Linked DNA regions of Homo sapiens: region 1 is linked to region 2. The links are chromatin contacts, found by Hi-C or POLR2A ChIA-PET in ENCODE. All regions are on one chromosome and are shown on one strand. Each heading gives the region's core, a stretch centred on a gene start or an enhancer-like site at or near the end of the contact. The rest is flanking DNA. Distances are from core to core; before and after follow the strand shown. Region 1 has its middle 34 kb from the start of LUCAT1. Region 2 overlaps ADGRV1 (adhesion G protein-coupled receptor V1).

Region 1 (3,745 bases), core at 527-3,026, 130 kb after region 2:
AAGAAAATTTATAGAAACTTGATTTTATTTTATAAACAAAGTTCTAATTAAAAAAAAAAAAAAAGAGCCGGCCAGGTATGGTGGTACACCCTTGTAATCCCAGCACCTTGGGAGGCCGAGGCAGGCGGATCCCTTGAGCCCAGGAGTTCGAGACCAGCCTGGGCAACATGGTGAAACCCTGTCTCTTAAAAAAATACAAAAATTATTCAGGCATGGTGGCACACACCTGTAGCCCCAGCCCCTGGGGAGGCTGAGGTGGGACTATCACCTGATTCTGGGGAGGGTGAGGCTGAAGTGAGCCAAGATCCCACCACTTCACTTTAGCCTAGGCGAGAGAGTGAGACCATGTCTCAAAATAAGTAAATAAAAATAAAAAGGAAGAAAGAAAAAGAGCCGAGTGGTGGTGCACGCCTGTAGTCCTAACTACTGGAGAGGCTGAGGCGGAAGGGTTCCTTGAGCCCAGGAGTTCGAGGCCAGCCTGGGCAACACAGAAAGACTCTCTCTTTTTTTTTTTTTTTTTTTTTTTTTTTTTTTTTTTTTTTTTTGAGACGGAGTCTCGCTCTGTCGCCCAGGCCGGACTGCGGACTGCAGTGGCGCAATCTCGGCTCACTGCAAGCTCCGCTTCCCGGGTTCACGCCATTCTCCTGCCTCAGCCTCCCCAGTAGCTGGGACTACAGGCGCCCGCCACCGCGCCCGGCTAATTTTTTGTATTTTTAGTAGAGACGGGGTTTCACCTTGTTAGCCAGGATGGTCTCGATCTCCTGACCTCATGATCCACCCGCCTCGGCCTTCTCTCTTTAAAGAAAAAAAAAAAAAAAGAAAAGAAATTTGTCTATATAAATATACAGTTAAAGCAAACAATATAATATATAAAACCAAATTTGGAAATATTTTTTCCTTCCATCAAAACTTAAACATCAATTTTAGAACACAGTGTTCTATATCGTAAGGAGTCCTAGAGTCTACCCAGTATAATGTCTCACATCCTCGCCCTCTTGCTATAGTTGTCAAACCTAAATGTACCTAAGAATCACTGATAGGTAGTTGGTTAATACGATGGATTATTTCTAGGCCCCGACCTCAGACAGGTGCCTCCATGCCCCCACCCAGCCAGGACATTCTGAGTCTGTAATTTGAAGTGAGCTTCAAGAATCTGCATTTTTACCGCGGCGCTTTTGATGCAGGCGGTCCACGGTAAAGTTAGAGAAATGCTGCCCTGCTGCTGCGCTGCAGATTGAACTCTGGGGAAGAAGAAATGAGCACGACCGGGAGCGGTCCATCTAAACCGGTCCATTTAGATGGACAGGTTTTAGCAGTCCATCTAAATCTGTCTCAGGAGCTTTCTTTCTTTCTTTTTTTTTTTTTTTTTTTTTTTTTGAGACGGAGTCTCGCTCTGTCGCCCAGGCTGGAGTGCAGTGGCACTCACTGCAAGCTCCGCCTCCCAGGTTCACGCCATTCTCCTGCCTCAGCCTCCCGAGTAGCTGGGACTACAAGCGCCCACCACTACGCCCGGCTAATTTTTTGTATTTTTTAATAGAGGCGGTGTTTCACCGTGTTAGCCAGGACGGTCTCGATCTCCTGACCTCGTGATCCGCCCGCCTCGGCCTCCCAGAGTGATGGGATTACAGGCGTGAGCCACCGCGCCCGGCCTGTCTCAGGAACTTTCAAAGGGGAGTGGCAGACAGAAAATGAGCACGGTATCTAATCAGCAAGTAGGATTGCAAATAAGAACGCCTTTATGAAGGCCCCAGTTTTTACAGTAAGTCCCTCACTGCCCGCACACAACGATGCCAAGTTCCAACCTGATTTGCGTCACCACAGTTGTGGGTTTGCGCCAAGGTTAGTTATCAAGCGTAGTGAGAGGATAAATTCACAAAATGAGGGACAAAAATAAGACGAGAGCTGGGTACAACGGAAGTGAAACCTGGGTGGAGGTCATCTCCAAATCACAGTGGAAGGACGATGTCAGGGATTTGTCCCAACACTCTTTTGATGAAAGAATTTGATTAGTGGACTATTGCACTCTTAAAGGCAAAGAAAACAAAGCACGGCAGTGCCCCGCTCGGTCGGGATTCAAAAGCAGTGAAAGCTGCCTTGCTCTGTTTAAAGCGACAGGACTGCTCTGCTATTCAGGAAAGACTAAGGAGGCAGCGGTATCTGCGAAGTCCTGCGAGCTCCCGGCGACAGGAGTAGCGCGAGCAGCTGACGGGGGAAATCCACTGGCAGCGAGTCGGATGAGTCAGCGCTGAGTCACGCTCGGCGCTACGTGCCGGCCTGGGCGGCCGCAGCCCGGGGCCCGCAGCCGCGGAGTCAGCAGAGATCCGCCGCTTCCTGGAAGACCCTCCCTGCGCCTGAGGGAGGGGGCGGCGTCGCCTCCTCGCGCCGCCAAGGCCCCCTGCAGTCACACACTCGCCCGCACGCACGACCTCCTCGCTCCATCCTGGGGACATCCAGGATTCACCCCCGAGGGGAAGAGTCCCATGTGACAAATGGTTAGAGCTTGGGCGGATGCTTTCATCCCATGTGTTTCCTCAAAGCTGAGATTCCAGCGCTCTTGCTCTTTTCGTGTTGTTGTTAGGTTTTTAACTTTTTTTTCCCGTTTCCTGGCAGAGGATTAACACGCTGATCTTTTTATAGTTTCCAATATTTTAAATGAAGCACAAGAAGAATGGATTAATAAAACGTGTTGAAACTTAAGCATCAAATCGTCACACTGCTCTGGGTTCTAAAATGACTAGAAAGTGACTGCACTAGAAGCTTTGAATGTTGGGTAACTGGGAAGGATTAACTCGGTTCTGATGTGCCCTTTGTTAATGAAAATCAAATCTTTGCTATTTGTCCAACCACCCTTATAATAACTAAATTTGTCTAAAGACTGGAGACATGTGTGGTAATAATTAGATATGGAGTCACCAAAGAACAGGGTAGCCATGCCTTTGTGTTTTCTGTGCCTTAACTAACATTCTGTTGTCCTAATGTGCAAATGATACATTGTTGGTTTTAAAAAATATTATGGCAATGTTTATATCCATGCTGAGAGTTAATAGCAGGTATTGTGTCATGAAGTGCAGCTAGTCAGTGAGATAGTCCTGATACAGGTGGGGTAATTATTATTTAGGGACAATTTGCGGCTGTTTTTCAAGACAGACTGGGTCTTTAGAAGTTGTGCCAGCTGTTACCGGTGGTTCTGCTTCATTGGGAGAATTATTTCCCTCCTTATCCCTGTGTACGTGTGAAATGATGCAAAACAATAGAGTGTTCGTGTAGTTTGACTGCTTTTCTTGCAGGCAAGGAGACTGAAGTAATTAGAGGTTGAACTGACTCACCAAGGTTACTGGAGAAGCATGACTACCCAATTTTGTAAAGGAGAGAAAAGCCCCAAACAAATACAAATAGGAAACATGAAAATACGAGAGAGGATCAGAGCCCAAGAAAGCAAAATGAGTAATATGGACCAGAAATGGAATCTCATATACTTGAACTAGTTGTAATGGGAGGTATACTTAATGCGCTAGCCTTAAAAAAAAAGTCAAATTATTGCATAAAAATTTAAGATTTTAAGTAATTACATACATCATTTGATGTTTTAAAAACTGTGCCTGATTCTGATTCATTATTCTTAGCATATCCATATGGATATTGCCTTGGCATTTACCAAGTCAGACTTCAGTTCAAAAACCCAAATTCATCTTATGACGGTGTGAACTTGGACTTGATACTTAGCTTCTCTAAGCCTATAATGGAG
Region 2 (3,227 bases), core at 55-2,554:
TTTAAGAAAAAAAAACATGCAGCTTTCACATGCAAGTTATTTTCAGCAGGCAGTTCCTTTCCTGAAACACAAAAGGCTAGATATAAAAACAAACAAGAGGGAGAATACACTGTTTTAACAAATGGGTCCTCAGAGATGGATTTTAAAGCATGGATTTTGTTTCCCGATCTAGCTTTTACCCTATCACTTCACAACACTGAGAGAAATCCTGAAATAAATCAGTAACGTTTGCACAATTTTTAAGGCTGACAGTTTTATTTTTTTCCTGTTTTGTCTATTGCTGTAGCCAATTTAATTAGGTCATACCCATGTGAAAAGTTTGTTGTACAAGAAAAATTTTGGATGTGTGTGAGTATTTTCAGGAAGATTTGTTTCTGCTAATGTTCATGATGTCCTTTGCACATGAAACTAATTCACTTATTATCATACACAATTTAGAATATTATTATTGTTTCCAAAAAAAAAAACAACTCTAATTCAAGGGGAAATACATGTTTGTTTACTTTTAGATCATGGTTAGAGCAATTACACTTTATTTTTAGCAGATAAACCACTGATTTTAAAACATATTTTTTTAACAATACAGATTAGATGCCAACCCAAGAAGGGATCATTTGAGTAGAAAGGGGAGAAAGGACTAAATTATAATAGTATTCCAGAAGTGGCAGCAGAAATCAAACACTAGCCTACATACCTAGAGCATTGCCCTCTAATTTCACTTTTATAAAAGTTGTTTGTAATTCTTAGGTCCTGGGTATTTTCTAATAGACTTTTTATGATTATACCAACAGAGGTAAGTTTCAGGCCCACAAGAAAGTTATTGCTTCTACACTCCCAGAAATGTTAAGAACCACGGGAGAATGCCATTTTTCGCAAAATGAAGATACTTATTCATGTTTTCTGAAAAATCTTGATGTTAACTCCTTTTCCTCTTTAATGAGCTGAATGCCTTGCTTTTATTTTTATGTATTTAATAATTTTAGTAACTATTTAATTGAGATTCTTACTTGCTTCCGAAACATCAGGATAAATAGATACAAGAGGCACAATTTAACATATTTTATTGGCTGAACATAAAGGTCACAATTACCAAGCTTTATAGACACACCATTAGAAGTATACAGTAGATCCTTTGTAGAGACCATGAATGAGAGCCAGTGTAGGCGATGTCAGGAACAGCAATACAAATTTTGAGTTGCTGTCTGTGACGAAAGCCCAGCAATTGTCAAGAGTTTGACTGGGTCGCAAAAGAATTTAAAGGGCCAGCAGCTCTTTAAGAATGCATGCGTTAGCTTTATCCTTATGTAACATTTACTGTGAGGCAAGGCATGCCAAATATTAAGCAATCTACTGAATTCTGCTGAGTCCCTACCCAGTGATTCTATTTTCAAATGAGATAAGTAGGTGAGATATACAAATGAAATCAGAGGCTTGATTAATGCTGCCCATCCAGAAATCTACAATGTGAATGGATCACTATTAGTACCCCAGTTTCAGCATTTTCCTAAGAAAAAATGGAAATAAGTGAAATAGATGGGAAAATATGGTACTTTTTTGGAAGTTAAGAAGTTTGCTTTCTAAAACAAAATGTACATAGCTAATCAGATATACTTCTGCAATTCTGTTTTCATGTATTAATAAAGCTAGATTTCAGCATCACTTAAGTTTTTACCAAGAAAAGAATTTGAAGCTGGGCATGGTGGCTTGCACCTGTAATCCCAGCCCTATGGGAGGCCAAGGTGGGCATATCTCTTGAGCTCAGGGATTCAAGACCAGCCTGGGCAACATGGCAAAACCCCATCTGTACAAAAAATAAAAATAAAAAACTAGCCAAACATGGTGAAACACGCCTGTGGTACCAGCTACTGAGCAGGCTAAGGTGGGAGTATCGCTTGAGCCTGGGAGGCAGGTTGCACCACTGCTGTGATTGCACCACTGCACTCCAACTGAACTCCAGTCTGGGTGACACAGCAAGACCTTGTCTTAAAAAAAAAAAAAAAAAAAAAAAGATTTGTTAGTGAGATGTCAGTTTTCCTAAATTACATTGACTAAATTTTTTGTGACATTCAAAATTTGCCATGGTCTCTTGCTAGATTCCTAACATGTTCTGTAAATTCTCAGCTTTTAGTAGAATTTGAAGAATGCTTGTGGAAAATCAACAATGCTTTCAACCATTGGTATGGTTTGGTTCTATGTCCCCACCCAAATCTCGCCTTGGATTGTAATAATCCCCATGTGTCAAGGGCAGGACCAGATGGAAGCAGTTGGATCATGGGGGCAGTTTATCCCATGCTGTTCTCATGATAATGAGTGCATCTCATTAGATCTGATGGTTTCATAAGCATCTAGCATTTCTCCTGCTTGCACGCATTCTCTCTCCTGCCTCCCTGTGAAGAGGTGCCTTCTGCCATAATTGTAAGTTTTCTGAGGCCTCCCCAGCTGTGTGGAACTGAGTCAATTAAACCTCTTTTCTTTATAAATTACCCAGTCTCGGGTATTTCTTTATAGCAGTGTGAGAACAGACTAATACAGTAAATGGGTACCTCAGAGAGTGGGGTGCTGCTATAAAGCTATCCAAAAATGTGGAAGCGCCGTTGGAACTAGGTAACAGGCAGAGGTTGGAACAGTTTGGAGGGCTCAGAAGAAGACAGGAAAATGTGGAAAAGTGTGGAACTTCCTAGAGATTTGTTGAATAGCTTTAACCAAAATGCTGATAGTGATGTGGACAATGAAATCCAGGCAGAAGTGGTCTCAGATAGAGACAAGGAACTTGTTGGGAACTGGAGTAAAGGTGACCCTTGCTATGCTTTAACAAAAAGACTGGTGTCATTTTACCCCCTCCCTAGAAATCTGTGGAACTTTTGAACTTGAGAGAGATAATTTAGGTTATCTGGCGGAAGAAATTTCTAAGCAGCAAAGCATTCAAGAGGTGACAAAGCATAAACGTTTGGAAAATTTGCAGCCTGACGATGCAGTAGAAAAGAAAAACCCATTTTCTGGGGAGAAATTTGAGCTGGCTGCAGAAATTTGCATAAGTAATGAGGAGCCAAATGTTAATCGCCAAGACAATGGGGAAAATATCTCCAGGCCATGCTAGAGACCTTCACCGCAGCCCCTCCCATCACAGGCCCGGAGGCCTATGAGAGAAAGATGGTATCCTAGACCTGGTCCAGGGCCCCGCTGCTGTGTGCCATGTGTGCAGTCATGACTCTAAGGGGCTAAGGTAC

The links. A loop is a pair of places that touch in the nucleus more often than their neighbours do. ChIA-PET counts read pairs that join two places held with the same protein, here RNA polymerase II (POLR2A). Pooled maps may share reads with other maps.
Region 1: a pooled map shows a loop between it and region 2 (2.8-fold over the local background). The contact joins two enhancer-like sites. A Hi-C loop is called at or near these places in 2 of 168 maps with a recorded cell type or tissue (aorta and ascending aorta) and 6 of 50 pooled maps. POLR2A ChIA-PET finds 5 or more read pairs at or near these places in 7 of 52 experiments (AG04450, BJ, H1 and 4 more).

Annotation. Positions count from the first base shown.
Region 1 is chr5:91,278,380-91,282,124 of GRCh38, forward strand. No RefSeq gene overlaps it. Among named protein-coding and RNA genes, the nearest start is that of LUCAT1, 34 kb to the right of the region's middle. RefSeq lists enhancers at 1,139-2,080, 2,079-2,338, 2,081-3,022. Within about 2 kb of position 1,777, at least 39 of the 41 ENCODE cell types and tissues checked have a DNase peak (open chromatin) inside an H3K27ac peak, as active enhancers do.
Region 2 is chr5:91,145,192-91,148,418 of GRCh38, forward strand. The region is part of intron 87 of ADGRV1 (adhesion G protein-coupled receptor V1); the gene reads left to right. Among named protein-coding and RNA genes, the nearest start is that of LUCAT1, 170 kb to the right of the region's middle. Within about 2 kb of position 1,305, at least 5 of the 41 ENCODE cell types and tissues checked have a DNase peak (open chromatin) inside an H3K27ac peak, as active enhancers do.